Linked DNA regions of Homo sapiens: regions 1 and 3 are each linked to region 2. The links are chromatin loops, found by intact Hi-C in ENCODE. Cell type or tissue: A673. All regions are shown on one strand. Region 1 has its middle 18 kb from the start of GPRC6A. Region 2 overlaps NT5DC1 (5'-nucleotidase domain containing 1). Region 3 has its middle 92 kb from the start of RFX6.

Region 1 (8,000 bases), 630 kb before region 2:
TTTCCTCCTAAGGCCTCCAGGCCTGTGAGGGGAGGGGGTACCATGAAGATCTCTGAAGTGTTCTGAAGACATTTTCCCCCTTGTCTTGGTGATTAACTTTTGGCTCTTCTTTACTTATGCAAATTTCTGCAGCCAGCAGCTTTAATTTCTTTCCAGAAAATGGGTTTTCATATTCTACTACATGGTCAGGCTGCAAATTTTCCAAACTTTTATGCTTTCCTTTAAAACATAAGTTCCAATTTCAGTCCATCATTTTGTGAACCCATATAACTGTATGCTGTTAAAAATAGCCAGGTCACGCTTGAATGCTTTGCTGTTTAGTGTTTTCTTCCATCAGTATATTAGTCAGGGTTCTCCAGACGGAGAGAACTAATAGGATATATGTATATACGAACTAGAGTTTATTAAGGAGAATTGACTCACATGATCACATGGTGAAGTCCCACAATAGGCTGTCTGCAAGCTGAGGAGCAAGGAAGCCAGTAGTGGCTCAGTCCGAGTCCCAAAGCCTCAAAAGGAGGGAAGCCAACAGTGCAGCCTTCAGCCACAGACTGAGAGCCCCTGGCAAACCACTGGTGTCAGCCCAAGACTCCAAAGGCCAAAGAACCTGGAATCTGATGTTCAAAGGCAGGAGACATCCAGCATAAGAGAAAGATGAAAACTGGAAGACTCAGTAAGCCAGCTTATTCCACCTTCTTCCACCTGCTTTTTCTAGCCAAGCAGGCAGCCAGTTGGATAGTGCCCACCCACACTGAGAGTGGAGTCTTCCTCTCCCAGTCCACTGACTCAAATGTTAATTTCCTCTGGCAACACCCTCACAGACACACTCAGAAATAATACTTTGCATCCTTCAAACCCATCAAGTTGACACTTAATATTAACCATCACAGCCGGATACCCTAAATCATCCCTCTCAAGTTCAAAGTTCCACAGATCTAGTATAGGGGCAAAATGCCACCAGTCTCTTTGCTAAAGCATAGCAAGAGTGACCTTTATTCCAGTTCCCAATAAGTTCCTCATCTCCATCTGAGGCCACCTAAGCCTGGACTTCATTGTCCATATCACTATCAGCATTTTGGTCAAAGCCATTCAACAAGTCTCTAGAAATTTCTGAATTTTCCCATACTTTCCTGTCTTCTTTTGAGCCTTCCAAACTATTCCAACCTGTACCATTACCCAGCTCCAAAGCTGTTCCACATTTTCAGTTGCCTTTGTAGCAGTGCCCCACTCCCAGTACCAATTTTATGTATTAGTTCATTATCACACTGCTATAAAGAACTACCTGAGTCTAGGTAATTCATGAAGAAAAGAGGTTTAATTGACTCACAGTTCTGCAGGTTTAACAGGACGCATGACTGGGAGAAATTTCTAAGCCTCAGGAAACTTACAATCATGGCAAAGGGGAAGCAAGGCACATCTTGCCATGGCATAGAAGGAGAGAGAGAGCAAGGAGGGAACTACCACACACTTTTAAACCATCAGATCTTGTAAGAACTCTCGTTCTTGTAAGATCCAATCACCTCCTACCAGGTCTCTCCCATGACACGTGGGGATTACAATTTGACACAAGATTTGGGTGGGGACACAGAACCAAACCATATCACTTTCCAACTCATTTTATGACATCAGCATAACCCACCTGTCAAAAACTGACAAAGACATTACAAGAAAAGCAAATTACAGAATATCACTTATAAGCATAGATGCAAAATATCTCAACAAAATAGATTCAACAATATATTAAAAAGATAATACATTATGCAAAGGGGGTTATTCCAGGAAAGCAAGAATACCATAATTTTCTAAAATTAATCAATATAATGTATTACATTAATACAATAAAGAAAAATCAGCACCTCAATAAACATAGAAAAGGCATTTGACATAATTCACCAACCACTCATGTAAAAGCACTCAGCAGACTAGAAAAAGAAGGAAACTTAATTGGGCTCTGTGTCAGGCTGTTCTTGCACTGCTATAAAGACATACCAGAGACAGGGTAATTTATAAAGAAATTAGGTTTAATTGGCTCAAGGTTCTGCAGGCTTCACAGGAAGCATGGTGCTGGCATCTGCTCAGCTTCTAAAGAGGACTCAGGAAGCTTATAATCATGGTGGAAGACAAAGGGGGAGCAGGAATGTCACATGGCAAAAGCAGAAGCAAGAAGAGAGAGTGGAGCAGGGGGAGGTGCCACACTCTTTTAAATGACCAGGTCTTGCAAGAACTCACTATCACAAAGACAGCACCAAGACATGAGAGATCCATCCCAATGATCCAAACATCTCCCACCAGACCCCACATCCAGCATTGGGGATTACAATTAAGCATGAGATTTGGGTGGGGACAAATATTTAAACTATATCAGGCTCAAAAAGGAGAACTGTTACAAAATTAATGAATGAAAATAAGCTGAAACAATGCTTTGTCTATTGTCTCACTCCAAAAATTGGACTGGTGAAATTTATTCTTGCCTTTCAATTTGGGTTTACAAGCAGTCACAAAGATGATGATGTTGATGACAATGACAATAATGACAATGATGGTGACTGTATTTTGTTTAGAAAATTCTTTTGTTCTCAGGATTCAATGACTTGATTAGAATGTCTGGTCCAAATGAATACAGCAAAGAAGAAATTTCACATTTATAGAATTCAGGTGAGCTAAGGTTGAACATATTTTTCTCTAAAACTGAAGTAAACTTACTTCTCGAGGCCCCATATCTGCTCAGGAGTGATAATGCAACCTTATTAGTTCAAGGTAAATGCAGTTATTCAAATATTCAACAAATATTGCTGAGCACTTAGTATGTGTCAGGCACTTGGGATTCATTGAACAAAACAGAAAAAAATCTGGCCTTTGGGGAGCTGATATTTTAGCCAAGACAATTAGATAATATTATGAATGAATAAATTATACAACAGGTTAAAAGGACATGAATATGGAATAAAGTCAAAATTATACAGGATAAGTGGGATCAAGAGTGCTTGGGGGTGGGAATACCAGGAGGCCAGGATAATAGTGTTAATGAAGGTCATCAGTGTAGGCCTCGTTGAGAAGGTGATGTTTGAGCAAATACTGAAGGGAGGTGAAGGGGTTCACCAAGTGGCTATGTAGAAGCACAGAGTGCTAGAAAATGGAATATATTATTTCAAGTTACCAGTAGGTGGGGATGTTGAATAATATTTTTCTAGATTTTCACAAGCCTTGTTCCTAACAACAAGGAAAAAAATGTGGGCATGTGAGCAAACATCTGTCCTATTATATAATCTCTTTTTTAATAGAAAATTTTTTCAAATATAATAAATAACTTTTTAAATGTTTCAAAATAACTGTAAAAATGATTGGATTCAGCCTAGAATGTGAAATCTAGAACTTTTGGAGGGAGGTCCTCTCACCACACAGGGTCAACACTTCAGCGTTTTGCTTCTGAGCTGCTTAGGGGGCTTTAAATCTCATCTAAACTTTGGACTCAATGCTTTCAAAGTGAACTACAGATTACAAATGATGGATAAGTGCCTCACCCGCACACTTCAAGTATGAGGGAGAGGCTGATTCTACTTATTCTCCTACTATTAATAAAGTTATTAAGCAGCTACTGACGGATATCTGGTGCTAAAACAGGTGTTTTCCATACTAGGCCTCATTTAATCTTCATAGCAGCTCTAGGAGGTCAGCATTATCAACTATATTTTACAGATAAGGGAACTGACAAATTAAGTTACTTGACTGCGTTCATTTGACTAGTAAGTGATAAAGACAGAATTTGAGCCTAGCCTTGGCTAACTCATGTTTTGATGCTCATCTGCCTAATATCAAAATTCATTTTCTAAGTTTTAAAGGAAGAACTAACTTAAAAACGTGCATTGCTGGTTTAGCACTTTCTACTAAAGCTAAACATACCTCAATTTAAGGTATCCAATTGATGGCCAGCGTACATTTTGTCCTAGGAGTCAATTCTAACTCAGGAGCCTAGGGATCAAGTGAAACTAGCAAATATCTCCCTCAGTGCCAAAACTATAGCATTTGCTCACCCCTCTTGAAATGCAGCTTCAGTCTCATTGTGAAGTTTTGCTAGCATTTATGGAAGTTGCCAGTTTAGCAACAAAAGAACTATGTTTTCCTAACTTATCTGTGAAGTTATGTTCTTGGACAAGTCATTCTCACCTAAAGGTACACTGTTTTTCCCTGATGCTTTAGGGAATAACAATGGAAAGGAATCTGAAAAAACAAGATACAGAGTGCTAGAAAATATTTTTAATACATGTGTCTAATGAAGAACTTGCATCCAAAATTATAAAAGTCTCCTTTAAGTTGATGAGAAAAAGAGACAAACTCTGTTTTTAAGGTAAAAACACTTAGAAAAGGCACTTCATGAAAAATATTTCCAAATGGCTAATCAGCATTTAGAAAGTTGTTCAATACTTTGTTCACCAGTAAAATGCACATTAAGCTTATGAGACATCCACTAAAATGGCTAAAATGAAAAAGATGATGATACCAAGTATAAAAAGGAAAAGAAACAATTGGGACTCTCATACATTACTACAGAGACTGAAAATTTATACAACTATGTTGAAAACCAATTAGCACTTTCTACTGAAGCTAAACATACATTTACCTTTTGACCCATCAATTAAATTTTATCCCTTGAAAATATGTTGTAAAAATACACGTATATTTACCAAAATATATTACAAGAATATTCATAGGATGATTTTTTTAGTATCCCAATCTAGGAACAATCCAAATATCAGCCAATAGTAGAATGGATAAATTAATGTGATATATTTTTACAATGGAATTCTATACAGCACTGAAAAAAATTAATTACAGTTTATATGACAAAATGGATAAACCTCATAAGCATATTGCTAAGCAAAAGAAACCAAATGCTGTATGAGTCTATTTATATGTAATTTAAATCCAGATAAAACTCTATGTGATAAAAGTCAGAAGAGTAGCTATCCTTACTGGAAGGTAATGACTGGCAGTAGGCTTAGGGAGTCTTCTAGAGTGATGGCAATATTCTGTATCTTGATGTCAGTGTAGGTATACATATGCTTAATTTGTAAAAATTAATCAAGATGTTGTGCTGTTACCTGTACATATATCACACCACAATAAAAATAGTTAAATACATCCCCAGTTCAGCATAACATAGTAAAAATGGAAAATAAGATGAATGGAAAATATGAAGTGTAACCTGAGAGAAACACTGTTTAGCTACAAAGAAACCAGAAAGACTAATGATAAACTTATCTTCAATATGCAATTGATAGCTTTCACACCAACGAGTAAAAGTGAAAAAATAAAGAAAACTTTATCATTTCAGTATGAGGCAGTAAAGGAGGGTGGCAAGCAAAGGAAAAGAAGAGATGGAAGTAACTTCAAATGTAGTAGGAATCACACTACAGGTAAATGGATTAATTTACCTATTAAAATCAGAGAATTTTGAAATCAGGTAGATTTTTTTTAAAAAACTCTTAACTGTATGTGCTTACAAGACAATCCTAAAACAAAATGGAACACAAAAGTCAAAAAATTATGGAGTAATATATACCAGGTAAGTGCTAGCCAGAAGAAAGCTGGCAGTATAATTTTAGTATCAGACAAAATAGGATTTAAGACAAAACATGATACTAGGGATAAAATGAAAAACCCACGAAGAGAATGTAACTATCATAAACATGTATATGTACACCTAGTAATGTAGCTTGAAATATATACAGCAAAACTGGCCAAATTTCAAAATGACATTAACAAATCCCCATTAGTGGATAGCTTTATTTTAACATAGTTTTTATACATATGATATACCTGCATAAATGTAAAGAAACTGTAAGTGCACAGTTCAATTAATTTTCATTTATCAAATTCTGTACCTGGCACCCAGACTGAGAAACAGATCATCAGCATTCCAGAATCCCCTTGTTCCGTTTCCAGTTACTTGAACTCAAGGGTAAACATTATCTCAAATTCTAACACTATAGGATGATTTTGATTGCTTTTTAACTCTATATAAGTGGAATAATATACTAAGCATTCTTTTGTGTTTAGCTTCTTTTTTTCAGCATTATGTTTGGGAGCTGTATCCAATTGTTGCATCTAGATATAGTTAGTATGGGTGAATATACCAAAATTTGTGTTTACATTCTACTGTTGATGGACATTGCAGTTGTTTCTAGTTTTGCATCTCACAAATTGAGCTACTATAAAGATTATTATAAGTGCCTTTTGGTGAAGTTACATGTATATTTCTGTTGGGAGGCTTTCCTAGGAGTGAAATTTCTGGGTAATAGGTGTATGCATGTGTTTAACGTTAGTACATACTGGCAAACAGCTTTGTAATGTTGTAGTAATTTATATTTCCCCCAGGAGTGAATGATAAATCTGGCTGCTTTGAATCCTTACCAACAGTTTTTCTTTCTTTCTTTCTTTTCTTTTTCTTCCTTATTTTATTTTATTATTTTTTATTTTTTTGAGACAGAGTCTCCCTCTGTTGCCCCGGCTGGAGCGCAGTGGCACGATCTTGGTTCACTGCAACCTCCACCTCCTGGGTTCAAGCAATTCTCCCACCTCAGCCTCCTGAGTAACTGGGATTACAGGAGCCCGCCACCACATCTGGCTAATTTTTGTGTTTTTAGTAGAGACAGGGTTTCACCATGTTGGCCAGGCTTGTCTTGAACTCCTGACCTCAGGTGATCCACCCGCCTCAACCTCCCAAAGTGCTGGGATTACAGGTGTGAGCCACCATGCCTGGCCCCAGTACGTTTTCATTTTAACCATTCTGAATCAAGCACTGGTATTTGTTGTTTTAACTTTTATTTCAGTAAATGAAGTTGCACCTCTTTTCATACGTCTATTGGTTCTTTGAATATCCTTTTATGTGAAGTTTCTTTAAAGTCTTTTGTCTATTTTCCTACTGGGTTGAATGCTTTTTCCTTATGGATTTATAAGAGTTTTTTTAATGTTTATTCTAGATAGGAATACTTTGTAGGATATATCTAACCATGGGAGATTGATAGCTCAAGCAAAAGAGCAAAAACAGTAAGAATAAATAATATTTAGGAGCGTCATGATATGTATTTTTAAGACTGACAAATAGAGAATTTGCATCCTTTTTAAGCATACATAGGCTGTTTATAAAAATTGACCATGTCACAAAGAAAGTCTTAATAACAGCTTAAAAAAATCAGTATTATACAGTACTGATTTATACTTGTTATCAGTATATAATGAGATCAGATCATATTTTCTAGCTATTAAAATATAAATCAACAATAAAACACCAGTTTTTTTAAAATGCTCCCTTAGTGCCCTGTAATAAATGACTGGACTTGAAGCTACTTTGGAAATTAGGACTATAAAAGGTTTACCCATCATGATTATGGCTCTGTGAGAGGAAGCATGTGGGAAGACCAAAAGTAACTAGTGGAAAATCAGTGGCAGCACATCCATTTTCCAGGTTTAGGAAATGCTGCAGGCTATGTCTCTCTAGGCTAAATAAAGGCTGAGATGTGAGAGCGCTAGAGAAAATAAATAAATAAATAATCTGACCACTGTTCTTAATTCAACCCAGTGTTTCACATTTTATTCATACATAAAAATTCTTTTATCAAAGGACAACTATTAACATCTTAAGGAACAGTTTGGAAAAACTAACCTAGAGATTTTAATTCTTTGTCTCTTCCTCTTGTAGCTCACATAAAACGCTTTATTTGATTTTCCTGGTACCCAAACTAGGAAGTCATCAGAAGACTTTTGCTAGCATTCTGTCATTCTTTGACTCTGTAACTCATTAATGTTTTGTTTTTCTTATATCTCCTGGAGGATTTTTAAAGTGGAGTTAGGGGTTTTTTTTGCTTACTTTATGATCACGAGAAAATGCTTTCATCATCTTTTGTTTACTAAAGCAAAGTATAATGGTTATAAACTAACTATGAAAGTTAAATGTAAAAATACACTAAAAGATAGTAACAAAGTTCAAAAGTTGGAAAATG
Region 2 (8,000 bases):
AGAGTGGCCACGGGGTCTGGCTGAGCTCCAGGGCAGATGGTGGCAGTGTTTCCAGATGTCCTGACCAGACTTACCCATAGTGCTTGACCCAATGCCTTTAAAGTTGTGGGTACTTAGCAGGCAATTGCAGATTTAGTTGAAATGTTACTAGATTCATAACACATACTGTTCTCAGAGCATGATAGAACTAGTAAGCAGATAAAAAGGATTCAAGATTTTACTTTCTCTAATTGTTAGGAAAAGGACACATGCATAGACAAAAAAAAAAAAAAAAAAAAAAAGGTTAAACAGCTTGTACTGAATGATAGAGTCTGCAATAGCTAGATATGGGATACATCCGTGACTCTCTCCAGTGTGAAACACTTGAAATACTTGGCAGTTATATTTCAAGAATATCAGGACATCAGGAAGAAGAGTTGTTTTTTTTTTTTTTTTTTTTTTTGAGACAGAGTCTCACTCTGTCACCAAGCTGGAGTGCAGTGGCATGATCTCTGGCTAACTGCAACCTCCGCCTCCCGGGTTCAAGTGATTCTCCTGCCTTAGCCTCCCTAGTAGCTGGGACTACAGGCGTGTGCCACCACGCCCAGCTAACTTCTGTATTTTTAGTAGAGACGGGGTTTCACCATGTTTGCCAGAATGGTCTAATGGTCTTGATCTCTTGACCTCACAATCCGCCCACTCTGCCTCCCAAAGTGCTGGGATTACAGGCATGAGCCACCATGCCTGGCCAGGAAGAAGAGTCTTTAAGTGAAACAAAAACGAACAAATAAAAACAAAAAACGGTAGCAAATATTGTGGTCTGCCTCCCCACATCCATCTCCCTCTTTGCTGGGGAGTGCTCTGATATTGTTTCGGGTTTCATCTTCCTCTGAGGGGGTCTGTGATGCTAGGAAGGGCAAGGGTCTCTATCAGTCTACACCTATCACAGTTATTCCCTCCTCCTGTCATTGAATTGTTTAGGAAGTGCTGGGGACCCAGGCATGGCAAATGAGACCTGAGGAGAACTTTGCTGCAGGATCCTGAAGTAATGTATACCACTGATAAAAATAAACCTATAAAGGGGGGAATATCCCCTCTTCTACTACTGGACTTTCCCATGATTATAAATTCTATGTAGAACTGCAGCGGTTATCATCAACACAAAGCACGAGTCTGATATACCAGAGATGGCGGAGTGGACATATGAAAGGAAACAAACCTGGGTCCCTGATGACATCACTGGGTTTCTGCTTTTGTTTCTGTTTTTGAGACAGGGTCTCGCTCTGTTGGCCAGACTGGAGTGCAGTGTGGCACGATCATGACTTACTGCAGCCTTAAACTCCTGGGCTCAAGTGATCCTCCCACCTCGGGCCTCTGAAAGTGCTGTGATTACAGGCATGAGCCACTGTGCCTGGCCACCACTGGATTTCTGATTAAGTCACTGACTAACTCTAACCACCACTGGAAGTACCATTCAACTTCTGGACAACCTCTGGTTGTGTAAAATAACTCAATTTAGTAATAGCTTAAACATTAAGGTTATTTATTATTTGCAACTTAAAGCATCATGATTCAGAAAATATATTGCATGAATATCATAACCAGACCAAAACTAACAAAAGAAATAATATTTTGCAATATGAGAATAATATTTAGAAGACCAAAAACAAAAACAAAGTTTTTGCTCTTTTTATATTTTGCCCTACAGGAACTTCTGTGTGTGAATCTCTAGGATCTATTTTTAACATGCCAGAGGCTATATAATAGCCCTTTAAAAAAATTAAAATATATTCTCTGTTTCCCAGGGAAGAGGAAGTACTAGTAAGAAAAGGTCAGTTTAAGAAACAGATGATAATAATAAATCTAAATGGCTAAGAATAGAGAAGTTTGATGAGTGGATGACTGCTAATTTCAGAGGCTGTGTCTCTCTCGTAACTTACTATACCTAAGGGAGTCAGATGTGAGATTATTTCACTTAGAAAAACAAAGCTTTTGTAGCAAGAAGAATTTTATGGGCTACGTAAGAAAAAAATTTATAGTGTGTAATGCTGAAAACATAGACTTGCTTTCAGAAAACTTGAGAAAAAATTATTTTTTCTTAGCTATATGTGCTTAGTGCCATCTAGTGATCAAAATATAAATTACCATTAAAAAGCTACTGTTAACATTTCCAAAGGAATAAAAATACAAGGCATACGCATTTAAATACAATATTTTAAATTTCTTACCTAGGTTAATTGCATTAGTATCTCAATTAATAATGTCTGATTCAAAAGAGTACCAATATAATAATTTAATCAGATAAAATTATTCTCTGAAGTCATAACAGAGATGTCCTTGTTTTGTTCATAAGCCAGACTGAAATGAACAAACTAAAAAAGACAAGCCCTGTACAAACACATACCCAATGGTAGATTATGAGTTGCTCTTACTACAAAAGATCACTGTCATGGAGAAAATATTTTTGCCCCCTTGTAACCTCCAATTATTAAAGGAATAGGAGACATAATTATACAAATAGAAACATCTTTTTATTGAAATAAGTCAAGGTATTAAATCAAATGAAGAGTTATGTTAAACATACTACAATGGATTATAATTGTCTATTAAATTATATCCCCCAAAGAAACTATAAACTTCTAAAGGCAAGAAATATATCTTTCTGCTTGGCATGGAGCAAGTATTCAACATATGAATACCTAAATTAGTGCAGGAGCAGACACAGGAACATTTATGTTTCCTTACATTCAAGGCAAGAGTATGATTAGTACCATATAGCCAAACTGAAGTGATAAAAATAATATTATTCATGTATGATTAAGGCAGCCTATGAAAAAAGTCATGTTTAATTATGATACTAATTAACACTGATTGAACAAAATGGAATTTAGACCTAAGATGGAAAGGAGTGGTATTGTTTGTTCTTAACTCACAAAGAAGCCTGTGTTTTCACTTAACCTCCAAAGGAATTCTATTTCACTGCCACTTTATGTAACTTATTTTCCTGGTTTTTCCACCACTCTTATATCCTTTGATGCTGATATTTTCTAGGTCCAGATGAGATTTAAAGGAAATTCTTTTAATAAGCTGATTCTAAGGAATAAAAGTTTAGCTCTCCTATGTTAAAAAAACTGGTTAATGTAGAGTGACAGAAATAATACCAAAGTGTTGCAACAGTCTGATATGCACATCAAATGGCCTGAATACACCAAACAGGATATAGGGACCTCTCGTGGTAAAAAAGTATAGTACAACCTGAATATTAAAAACAGTTTTTTTCAGTTTAACAGACAATTGTGCCACATCACTATTTCTATCATCACTGAATAAGCTTTTTCTTGTTAACTGTATCACTACTGTTTGCATGATTTTTGGCCAGAATTTTCAAAGCTGCTGTCCGAGGGGACTAGAGATGCCAGGATGCTAACACTTCCATGGTCAGCCTCCAAATAAGGTCTGTTGTTTCCATTGCAGAATATAATTTAGAAGAGATTTAAATATTTACAACCTTTACAAGTTATATAAGAGCACGCTAGTGAACAGCTAAAATGCCTAGCGATGAACTGTTTAAATGTACTTGCTGTAGAGATGATATAATTAATTTTCTTAAAAGAAGAAACTTCTTTGCTAAGAGACACTGAAATATTTGTTGGAGGATAAAAGAGATAAATTTATTTTGTTTATTTATAGGTGGCAAAAAATAAAATTAAAATGTATTAAAACAGATTTGCTGTTTATATAACAAAATATATGGTTTATATCTAATATTTTATAATTAAATAAATAAATCTAGAATATCTAGATTGTGTAAAGTGAAAATCTATATGCTAAACATAATACTTGGAAAGTCTCTCAAATAAAAGCTGGGAAATGAAGTACAGAATATGAGAGAAAAACATAATATACAAAATTTACATTTTAACAGTATCTGATTTCCAGATCTGTAATTTAATTTGCATATCCCGGCCCTACTCCAAAAATTCTGATTTAATTGTTTTGGGGTAGGGCCACAACATTGGTATTTTTTTTTTTAAAGCTTCCCAGGTAGTCCTAATGTGCTACCAGGATTAAGACTTGTTGACCTAAAATATAAAATATAAAATATAAAAACCAGAATTCTTACTATTATTTTCTGTGTATTTTGCCTGCTTCATTGGAAATCACAGGCTCTCAGAGGGCAGGGACTTTTGAATTTTATAGTATCTTTATTACCTAACATATAGCCTTGTACATGTTAGGTAATCAACAAATAATAACTGTTGCCAATTATCTTAAATGTCATTGTGGTTGATGATCTTTAAAGTGTTTACTCTTACACTATACCAATTAAGCATGGTACTCTAGATTTAGTTAAGTATTGTGAATACAGAATGATGGATTTCATTCCTCCTTTGAAAGGAGGATTCCTGGAAAAAGTGTATATTATGGAATTCTTTGAAAGAAAAATTATTCGAACAGTTTAAATGAGTATAGACAAGCCAAACAGACTCCTTTATCTCTCCAAAGCCATCAAACTGCCTGACTCTGTGCTGAATACAGTCTATAAATATGATTTTGGGTCGGCAGTATTTTAAAATTTTTGGATGTTAATGTCCTTGGACAGTATTACATATGTATTGTAATAGTTTACCCACAATCCCACCACGCCATATTGTCTGCACTTGGCCTAGTCAACTCCCCTGTTGCCATCAGTTTACAACCTATTTTTTCTCCTATGATATCAGAATGAATCATTCTAAAAGAACCTAGTTTCCTCTTTCCGACATGGTTACTGGACAGACAACGTAAATGTGGAGAGAGGTTTTTGAAGGTCTGCCTGGTTTTATTCAAAATATAACAAATCCTTTAATGAGGACGCTGACAGCTGGGAGGGTCAGCAGATGGATCTGATGACAGAATCACATACAATAATATCTGGACAGGCTGTAAAGTCGACAAGGTGACTCAGTGAGGTACAATTTCATAGGGAGAGATGAAATCTTACCAGGTTGAAAGCTCAGCCATACAGGCATAACATTGGAGGAGCTGTTGTTTGTCAGCAACTTCAAAATATAGAGCTTACAGTCAGCTTAGGCTCCACAGTATAGACAAAGTAAAATAAAAAGTTTGGAGACCATGTTTTGCAATTTATTTAGTTACTACTATGTACTTTTGATATCATGTTTCTGGAAAAATATTTCTGCTCCAGAAAGCTGGGTAAGAAGCATGTGTCCTCCTTTATAACCCTAGGCATCTTATCTTCATGTGCTCCGTATTATCCAATTAGGTGATTAGATTGTAGAGCTACATTAATATCAGTACAATGTTCAGAACCAGGAAAGCAATAATTTCCACTCTTTTAATCATTTTCAGACTAAACCTTGATAACTGGGTTCTATTCTGGATGACACTTTTCACAAGAAAGTGTGTCCAGAGAATGATGATGTTAACAATTCCTATGCCCCCCACCCTAGAGACCTCTGGTGGAGCCCCAGAGATACACACTGGCCAATCAGACATTTACAAACCTGTGAAACAGGCAGCTTCAAAGGACCGTTTAATCTTAGAGTTGCTTGAGTCTATGCCTCCATGGTGATGTCCAGCCAGATAACTCTTTTTTTTTTTATTATACTTTAAGTTTTAGGGTACATGTGCACAACACAGATAACTCTTTAGCCACAATGAACACCCATTTCCACAGTGTTTCTCCTCCTCTAAAATGTCTTTGCATTTTGAATATGATATTTCAAAAACAGACTTTTGGTAGAGTAGTGGGTCTCAAAATGAAGGTAAATTAGAATTATCCAGAATGCTTTCAAAAATACTCCTAGAGTTTCTGATTCAGTAGGTTTGGGGTGGGGCCTGAAGATGTGCATTTCTAACAATTTCTCAGGTCAACTGACAGTCCAAGAACCACACTTTGAGAATTACTTCAGTAGAATACCCCTATAAAACCAGACAGCTTTTTGAAAGCCTTTTTTCTCCTAGCAGAACATGGTCCTCACTATTTCGGCTAGAAGTGCAAAACCAGATTATGCATATTTAACGTTATCTGATAAAAATGCTCAAATCTGTGTCTGTGTTTAAAAACATTTTAAGTAAAAATCTTTTTAAGTAAAATAGAATTTATTTTTATTTCCTTTATAAGAAGGATATATATGAGAATAAAGACCTGATGAACTGTTTTATGTTTTTTCAGTGTACTATTTGACATTCACTTTCATTTCTGAGCCTTGAGAGCAATACTCTTGCATGTAAAGTAGAAAAAGCACACACTTTGGAGTCAAATGGCCTAAGTTTGAATCCTAAGTTTGTAAGTGGTTTGCCACTTACAGTATCAGGATTTTTGAGAAATTTACTTAAAAATTTTAATTCTTAATTTCTTCACCTATAAAATCTCATTAAATTATGGAGAAGAAAGCCAGGCACAGTGATGTGTGCCTATAGTCCCAGCTACTTGGGAAGGTGAGGCGGGAGGATCACTTGAGCCTAGCCTAGGCAACACAGAGATATCCCATCTCTTAAAAAACAAAAAAAAGTAGTGTGGGTAAAGTATCCATCTCATAGTGCTTGGCACAAAATCCCCAATAAGAATTCCCTTCCACCCCTTCTACTTACCTAGACACAACTCTTTCTGATCCTTTTGCAGGGAGCCTATCACTAGAGGTGAAATAGGCAGGATCCTGTGCCTGTTACAGCACTTCTCAAAGTAGCATTAGTTTTTAGTAGCTCATTATAATTGAAGGGGCATTTTCATGTTCTCCTACATGTGATCTACACATAGAACAGATGTTAAATTTATTGAATATAAAACATTATAGAAGATGTGAAGTGGATTGAGTTTCCAAGATGGACACAACAATATCTCCCACCTCATATGTCTAGAGTTGGAGTTAATTGTTCCATTCTTTTATATCTGGAGAGGTTATTTTACTGCTTTGACCAATAGAATGCAGTGCGAATGACCCTGTGTTAGTTCCAGGTGTAGCCCTTAAATGGCCTGGCAGCTTCGACTCCTTACCTGTTGGAAGTCATGTGCCATGTAAGATGTGCAACCAATCTGAGGCTACCTGAGATGCTGTGAGGAATAGGTTAGATGAAGAATTTGTGTTGTAGGTGCTCCAACTGCCAGCCCCAGCTGAGTGTTGAGCTAAAAGCTTCAACTGCAAGACATAGTGAGCCCCTTGGACATCCAGCCCAGTCATGCCTTCAGAAGACTACTGTCCCCACTGACATCTGACTGCAACCACAGGAGAGACCCCCACGTTTAGAAGCACCCAACTAAGCCCAGAATCCATAAGTGACATGATACTGAGTTTTGTGTGTTGGTATCCTATGGAGCAATAGATAATCTAAACAAGATGCTTTGGAATAAAGTCCCAATTTTAATTATTATCTCTATGCAATTCAAGATAAAATATTCACAAATCCTTTTAGAAACAGATGAAATAAAAGTAAACAGGCTCTAAATTGTTTTTCTTCACCTCCAAAAAATAACTCAAAGGTTTCTACTGCATATAAATTTACAAAATGTAAATACATGAAAAGCTTTTGTCAGCATAAATGTTTTAAACAGTTTAAAGAAATCCAAAATTAACAAGTATTTAAAGCAAATTCTACATACTTATCACTTCTCATCTAGTTCAAATATGAAATGCTTAGAAACTGAAAATAATAATCAATTGCTGAAATACAGAGTGATTATAGCAGTAAAAAATGAATATCCTGGGATGTTTGTTCCCCTGCCTCCCTGCCACCCATTAAATCTCAACTCAAAAACTTTGGATTTTTCTTAAAAAACTAGATTGGTATTCAAAGGAATATGCATTTTAAAGATCAAATTTTATCACAAGAGTGCACTGTTTCCTTAATTAATTTAGTTCAGATATCCTCAGTTTCTTCAGAAATATCTTTTCTTACTAATAAAGCCAAAAGTATGCAGAGTTGTATTTCACTTAGAAGCAATCCATTTCAGAACACACATAAAGATTATAATCACAAAGGATTACTTGTTCAATGTCCAGACAGTGTATTATATAAAT
Region 3 (8,000 bases), 750 kb before region 2:
GTATAAAATCAGGCTGGGTTATTGACTCAAGAATTCTCCCATCTGCCGAATCTAATCAGTACAGCAAACATCTTCAAATTATTCTCAGACACTGACACAGGCTTATGAAATACATTCCTTTCTATTATTTCCTGATCTTGTCCAACTTTGTACACTTTGAACCTCTAGGATTGGAAATCAATCATGCTGACAACTCATGTTATTTTTTAAAAAATTAATACTATTTGCCAAATCTTGAAATATTTCTCCCAATTTTCATCAAAAATGAAATGTTATTTATTATGGTAATGTTTTTGGAGTTGTTCGTCTGTAGTTTCAAATAATGTTGGCTTAAAATAATGTAGTTAAATATTTTGTATTTCAAAATAGCTATAAGAGATGAATTCAAATATTCTAACCACACAAAAATGATAAATATATGAGTATGCTGAAAACCCTGATTTGACCATTACACAATATATACATGTATCAAAACATCATACTGTACTCCATAAATATGTGCAATGATATGTATCAGTTAAAATAAATACTGAAATAAATTTTAATGTAGTTTGAAATGACCTGAATTTGTTGAAATTGCTGTTATAATCAGAACTACTTTAAAAGTTTAAATTTTTATTACTTTAAAATTAATAGAATTATAAAGTACAATTAAAGCTTAGATAATTCTGGAACCCAAGTACAGTTTTATAAAAGTAGGATATTTAATTTAAAATGCAAAAAAATGTCTATCAAACTAGTGCAATGAGACATGGATGACAGGTCAGATTTTTGAATTTTTGGGGCAGTGCTGCCCTCTAATGACAGTATTGAAGAACTTGCTTTATTTGGTCATTACTTAACAGAAAGTTTAGCCTCACATTTTCATTTCTGGTTACACATTAGAATCACCTGGGGACCTTTTAGAACAGTCTCCATTCCCATCCCCCAGAAACTCTGATGTATTCATCTACGTCCTGGGCATTAGTAGTTCTTATGCTTTCCTGGAAATTCAAATATGCATCATTTTAAGAAATGCTAGTTTAGGCAGAGAAACAAAGTATTAACAATACCAAAAAAATTGTATCCCAGTCCCCAGAGTATCTAGCACACCAGTGATCACCGGTCTCTTTCTGTTCTGCAATACCATTTTCAGGGACCTGGCTTCTGACCCCCCAAACTCCCTGATTAGCCATTGGCCAAGTTATTACATAGGCACAACTAGGTATAAACATACCGACATAAAGAAACACAGTATTATACATTCACAACTGCAGAAAAAAAAACAAAAAACTTTTCCTTCCAATTCCCCTGCATCTCAACTTCTTGCCAACTTCCAAACAAAAAAAAATAGCTTCATTCATTATTATAATTCAGAAGGCTTTAAAACTGATGACAATGCTGTTGGGAAGAAAGGGGAACAAAAATGGGAGGATGGCATTAAAAACAGGAGTGGGAGGTCTTTTTTATCTTGTGTATGTTTCCTGTCCTCCCCATTGCAATATAATTTTAATAATAAAGGAATTTTTGTCTGTTTCAGGACAATGCCTGGCACATAGTTAGCACTCACAGGCATTGTTTAATGGATGAACAAATAAATGAATGAATGCATGAATGAGTAGGTTTATGTTTGAGACTGGGTGAGAGAGAGAAAAAATAGAAATAAATATTTAAGGCTTTGGGAGAAGGAACAGGTAACTTCCCACTGAAGGAAAAAAGATACCTATCCAAATGAAAGGTTGAAAATACATATCACTGTAAAAAAGGGAAAAAAATGGAATAAGAATAATGGAAAAGCAAATTTATAATTAATTGGTAGAAACCTGTGAATTGTGTCAAAACCCAACTATTCCAAAACTGACCTTAAAGGTCATTTAAAGACACATGATTAGAAACAAAATTAATTAGTCACTTTTGGAGGGTTTTAGGGAACCACCTCATTATTTTGATAATTAGTAAATAGAAGGTAAAAATTAGTAACTTGTCTTTCCTACACAAACTATATCACTGGGTAACCAAACATAAGTATTTTTCTGTAGAATAGTCCAGTTATTAAGTACATAAGAAATTATTGAATTAGCATATCATTACTATCATTATCTTCCAACCCACAATGAATGAATTAATTGTTTAGGCATTGAGCATCAACAGCTGCTAACAGGACAAAGGAGTAATCATCAGACTCTTGATACCTCTTGATAGACGAACACACCACTACCTATAAAGTAATCTTGCTTAAAAAATTCAACCTATTTGGCAAGCCTCTAGGCTCAAATACCAATATACAGAGGACAAAAAAAAACTTATTAAAATATACAGAGGTGCAATCAGTAAAATCCAGAAGAAGGAAATTCTATGGGACAAACAATCTGGCTTCCTCAAAAATAATTGCAAAGAAAAGAGAGTTGGAGAAGAAATGTGTAGATTAAAATGTCTTAAAATACATATCAATGAGGCACAATTTGTGAACCTTACTTTGAAATTAATTCAAACAAATTATGAAAAATCAATGATTCATAGGGCATTAGAATTTGAACACTTACTGGATATTCTATATTAAGAAATGTTAATTTTAAGTCTAGTAATAATATTATAGTTATGTTCATTCTATATAGTGAACTATATATAATAGATATTATATATTAATTAATATAATATATTAATATAAAATATATATTATATATTAATATAAATATATAAATATATAATAACAGTATATATAAATATATATTAATCTGTATATAATTAATGAATAATAGTCTAGTATGTTTTAGAATACATACTAGAACATTTATTAATGAAATAATATGTGTGATATATACTTGAAAATAATGCTACAGGAGAAAGTTAGACACTGAGGATTGGACCTGTGTCAATAACTGTTGAAGCTGGGTGGATGAGTGTGTGGAGGGTGGTACTATCTTTTTCACTTTTGTATAGGTTTGAAATTATCCACAATAAAATTTTTAAAATGATCCCATGATAAAAGCTTCCTGATTAAGATGGAAAGAGGAATTAAGGAGGGATGTTTATGACAAACTATTTTAGAAATAAAGAATAAAAATGCTTTTAATAGATTTTACCTGCCCGTGGTGAGCTGTTCAATCATTCTTACTGTTTTTCTCTGAAAGTTTTTAAAATAATGCAATACTTGCCATTGAAGCCAGCATGCCGAGAGCATTTCCATTTGCAATGAGAAAGAAGGAAGCACTCACTGTCCTTGCTGTGAGATTTACAGAAAGAGAAAGGGGAGGAGAAGTTGCGCAAGTCTTGCTGCTGTAGTACATGCAGAATACTTATTCATTATTTCTAGGAATACTTACATATCAATGCTATCAAGGTGTCTACAGCTGGGACCTTTTGCTTTTATTTTTCTTTCCTATGGAAAATAAGTTATGCTGGATTTTCTTTTTTATCTAGCAATATAAACAGTCAGAAATATAAGAGTTGGCCTTGTTCTCCCCATTCCATCAAAATGGCATTGCGTACTTCAGTGCAAGTGCTTAATTCATAGAGAGCAGGTTAAATGAATGATTTGCAGTTTATGAATCTGGGAATCTACTCTTGTAGATCCAGCAGGGGGAGTAGTGAGCGTAGATTTGGCTTCTCAAAAGAGGATGAGGCTATTTGAACCAGACAGATTGTAGATATACTGTTCTCTTATTAACCTGTTTCTTACTTCACCTCTATTTTATAGACTCTGACTCCTGATTGATAAGTGAGTATCTATAGCAGACCTGTTTCGTTCTTACCCCACTGTAATACAAAGATTATTCTGATAATATGCAGCCAGGGGGCATGAATCCAAGATTCTCCTTTTTGTGGTCTAAATTTCTCTTCGGAGCTAGAAAATTCCTTTGAATTTTCTCCCCTTATTTAATTCTCCCATAGCTTTTCCCACTTCTCCATTTCTGTTTCCTCAAAGCCTGACCAACAGTGAGGTAGAAACCATTCTACTTTCGATTAAGGACAGAGATTCAGACGGGAAAATAGTCTCTGCTGTTTCCAACCCATGTCCCTTTACATACCCCCATGATAAATTTGGGACTACAAATCTCTCCCAGAGAGGCCCCAGACAAGTAAACCAGTTGCACCTTCCCATACATTCAGGCATCAAAGCACAAGGGATGCCTTTTGCTCAGAACTGAGGGGCAATTAGCTGCATTGGACAGGGAGAAGCACTAGGCACCTTTTCTACTTGCTGCCTTTGAAAATGAACCAAGCCACAACAAGAAAGGCTTAAAGGGACCCTAGTAACAGCTGATCCACTTTGGCCTAGCTAGTAACACTCTAAGAACACAGCAGCCCAGCTGTTTTCAAATCCTCATTCTATAAAAAGCAAGGGAGTCAAGCTTAGCTGCCTCAGTGACAGTGAGTGAGGGTCAGCTCTTCTGTAACATCAGCTGCCTCCTCAACTGATCCTTCTTCCTGCAGGACACAAGGAGAAGAAAACTCAAAACGATGTACCTCCATTAACATAATTGTTATTGTTTAGCACAAAGTAAACTTGTCCTCACAGTCTCTCTTGTAGAAAGAATTCTTGCATCAGAAGATCTGTACCCTACATTAGTGCTTCTTACACTTTGGTTTACATAGGACTCACTTGGAGATCTTGTTGAACTGTGGTTATGGAGGACGGCCAGAGATTCCAAAAGGGCTCAACCTGGCTTTTCAAAGTGTGGTCCATGGATTAGCCCCATCAGCATCACCTAGGAGCTTGCTAGAAATATCAAAGTGAAATAGTGCTACCATTTTTCCCCTTTATGTTCAAAGATCCCTGATGCTGAGGCAATCATAATCATAATAGTAAAATAATAATAAAAATAATAGAAAAATAGTAATAGTAAAATAATAATGATAATAATAAAATACCGTTGATGAGTGCTTACTGCATTAGTCATATGCAATACATATGACTATGTAAATAGTCAGCAACTATTTATATAATAACTCTAATGCAATTATCATAGTCCTCAATTTGTGCATAAAAAAACTAAAGCTCAAAGAAGATAATTTATCCAAAATCACATAGATGGGAAATGTTCCATCCAAATCTATTCAGCTGCAAAGCCTGGACTCTCTCTTTGCCACTCCATGCTACCATAACTGAGATCTTTCATCCTACCACTAACCCACCACAACATTCCCTGACTGCTTCCCCAGACTCACCCATTGCTTGCTCTTCCCACTGATTTTTTTTTCATTGCTCTTGCTTAGTTTGCAACATCTGCATATGATTTTCTGCAATACAGGTGGTTAAGAGTGGTCATTCATTCTTAGGGCAGTTTCTCTGTACTTGGTTCAGTTGGGAGAGATCATTGTACCTTTTGAGTTTACCAACTGTCCAATCTTTATTTTAGAGGAAACAGGTTTCTTTCTGTAGTGTTTTACTAAGGCATTTAATTTCATTTTATTCACGTTCTATTTCCCTCTATTTGTATTATCCTTTATAAATGTAAATTTTAATCTTGCAATATTGGATTAAAGATAGTTTTCCTGTAATCCATTTGCTGAGGATGTGTTTGATTTTCTTGTGATTCATTTTCTAAACAAATGAATTGCTTGGCTGAAGACGTCACAGATTTGTATGAGTGGGCTGTGACACTTTTCCCTCGTCTTCTCAAAATGCCTGTATACACTTATCCAATAAATATGTTTTCAGCACATGCTACATGCTAGGCATTGTGCTTGGCTTAGATATATAGTTTTAGTGAAATATGCATAGTCTTACCTTCATAAAGTTTTCTTCAGTTATGGTATCATGTTAAACTAGCTTCAATTCTTATGGCCCTTTGGGTATGACAGCATTATAATCTCAAGTGAAAATCCCAAAAAAAGCAGTAGATTTAAGGTTTTGCATGGAGCATGCTATAGTAGAAAGAGTAGATTCGAGGTTTACAGACCTGCCCTATCTCTCCGTTGTTTCTTCCCTCCCTCCCTCCCTTCCTTCCCTCCCTCCCTTCCTTCCCTCCTTCCTTCCTTCCTTCCTTCCTTCCTTGTATTCATTTCATTTCTTTGCCCTTCCCTGTACCCACTCTCTTACTCACCAAATATGTGCTCAACACTGGGCTACATCAGGAATCCGGCATAAGAGGTTCCTGTCTTGACAGAGCTCTGAGTCCAGTGGGGGAAGGCAAATACTGGTCATTTTAGTGACTCTGAGTTGATGAAGGAGAAGTGTAAAGTGCCCTAGGCACAGGTCATAAGCAGGCCTGTCTCAGTCTGAGTCTAAGATATAGAAAAGGTAGGTTCTGATTAAGCTACCAACAAGTTGTATGATAAGCCATTCAAGTTCTCCAGGCTTTGTTGTTGTCGTTTTAAATCTGTTAATATAGATGTATGTGGGATGGAGTTGGATTTAACAGGTTTTTTTTTTATTCTTAAAGTTCTACTTTACACAAGAACTTCAACAGAAAATCAGGTATTGATTTTTCATTGTAAAGAAAAATTATTATAATGCGTCTTAATTTCTATATAGAATGCAATTAATGTGTAATGCAATAAAGAGAAATATGCATGCTTGTAGTATAGAAATTTTCAGAATAGAGACCCTGTGAAACTACATAATCTCTCTTTCCTTCAAATTCAGAGATGTTTTGATACTATAGTTCTCTAAGTAACCCCACTTTTCCCCCGCCTTCCCCTCAATTATATCACTGGAATATAACCACCTGTCTTGTGAAGGGTAGCAAGCAAATAATTAAAACAATAGAGATGCGTTTCTGAAACTTAAATTAGGAATAAAAAATATTGTCAAGAACTCCCCCCCAGTATGAACTTGATCTTAAAATAATGTTACTTATATACATAGGGCCACAAAACTAGATACAAACCTTATTAAACAAAATGAAATTTCAATTTTTGTATAAACTGAACTAAAAAACCAACCCATTCATATTAACATTTAATTTAACGTGACAGATGGTTTTGTTTTGCTAAAACCAAGTGTCTATTAGAAACATGCAGTGATGGTGACTGTTGGGGTGTGGGTTCTTGAGCGGGGCGTGTCCTCACACCGAATGTAATCAACATTTAAGAAAATTGAATCAGACGGCCGGGCGTGGTGGCTCACGCCTGTAAATCCCAGCACTTTGGGAGGCCGAGGTGGGAGAATCACGAGGTCAGGAAATGAAGACCATCCTGGCTAACACGGTGAAACCCCGTCTCTACTAAAAATACAAAAAATTAGCCGGGCGTGGTGACAGGCGCCTGTAGTCCCAGCTACTCGGGAGGCTGAGGCAGGAGAATGGCGTGAACCCAGGAGGCAGAGCTTGCAGTGAGCCGACATCGCGCCACTACACTCCAGCCTGGGAGACAGAGCGAGACCCCGTCTCAAAAAAAAAAAAGAAAAGAAAATTGAATCAGACAATCTTGACTAGGAAGTGGACAGGTTTTAGAATAATTTTCTATTATCTTTCAAAGATATTTATAAAAAATAGATGTCATTATAGTACATATGTATATGTATGCTTACATATATGTATAATATATTTTATGTATGTGCATATGTAAATATTTTATGTACAAATGTATTTATATATACATATATATGTAATAAAAAACTTGCTGAAACTTGAAACCATGTCTGAAATTACAAGTTTGAAAAAAGCAGCAATATAAAACACTGAAAGATATTAGCCAGTGGGTGATTCATAAAAGCCAGTCTTAAGAGCAAGATCAAAACTGACAAAGCTTTATCTGTCCTTAGAGAGGGTAGAAAAATGAAGACCATGAAGATATAAATGTGGTAATACTAATTCATATGTGTGAATGGCTGCTCCACACTACTTAAACTAGTCCTTCAATGTATTTTTTGTTGAATGAATTACCAATTTAATAAGCTGAACCATGATGGGAGGGAAAGCATATTTTTTAGAAAAGAAGGATGTATTTAGTGAACACTGATCTCTATCTCGGAGAATTTTGAATATTAAAACTAAATTAAGATCTTCAGACATCAACAAGTAAGATAATTTGGGGTTGGGGATCCTTTCGTGGTCCTGGTAGGAAGTAGGAAATCA

What was found. A loop is a pair of places that touch in the nucleus more often than their neighbours do. Peaks named below come from ENCODE experiments on the same cell type or tissue, not always from the same donor. Only the 100,000 strongest peaks of a DNase experiment are listed, where the experiment ranks them.
Region 1: it touches region 2 in a loop (2.7-fold over the local background); 8 of 110 quality-filtered maps call a loop at or near these places.
Region 3: it touches region 2 in a loop (6-fold over the local background); 3 of 110 quality-filtered maps call a loop at or near these places.

Annotation. Positions count from the first base shown.
Region 1 is chr6:116,842,593-116,850,592 of GRCh38, reverse strand. No RefSeq gene overlaps it. Among named protein-coding and RNA genes, the nearest start is that of GPRC6A, 18 kb to the right of the region's middle. In A673, a CTCF peak has its summit at 3,136 (motif pointing right); a DNase peak (open chromatin) is centred at 3,172.
Region 2 is chr6:116,212,404-116,220,403 of GRCh38, reverse strand. The region is part of intron 6 of NT5DC1 (5'-nucleotidase domain containing 1); the gene reads right to left. It also overlaps a transcript of COL10A1 not described here. Among named protein-coding and RNA genes, the nearest start is that of TSPYL4, 38 kb to the left of the region's middle. In A673, CTCF peaks have their summits at 2,103 (motif pointing left) and 3,216 (motif pointing left); a DNase peak (open chromatin) is centred at 3,193; H3K27ac peaks cover 565 bases.
Region 3 is chr6:116,964,951-116,972,950 of GRCh38, reverse strand. No RefSeq gene overlaps it. Among named protein-coding and RNA genes, the nearest start is that of RFX6, 92 kb to the right of the region's middle. In A673, CTCF peaks have their summits at 797 (motif pointing left), 3,357 and 3,559 (motif pointing right); DNase peaks (open chromatin) are centred at 790 and 3,560; H3K27me3 peaks cover 2,426 bases.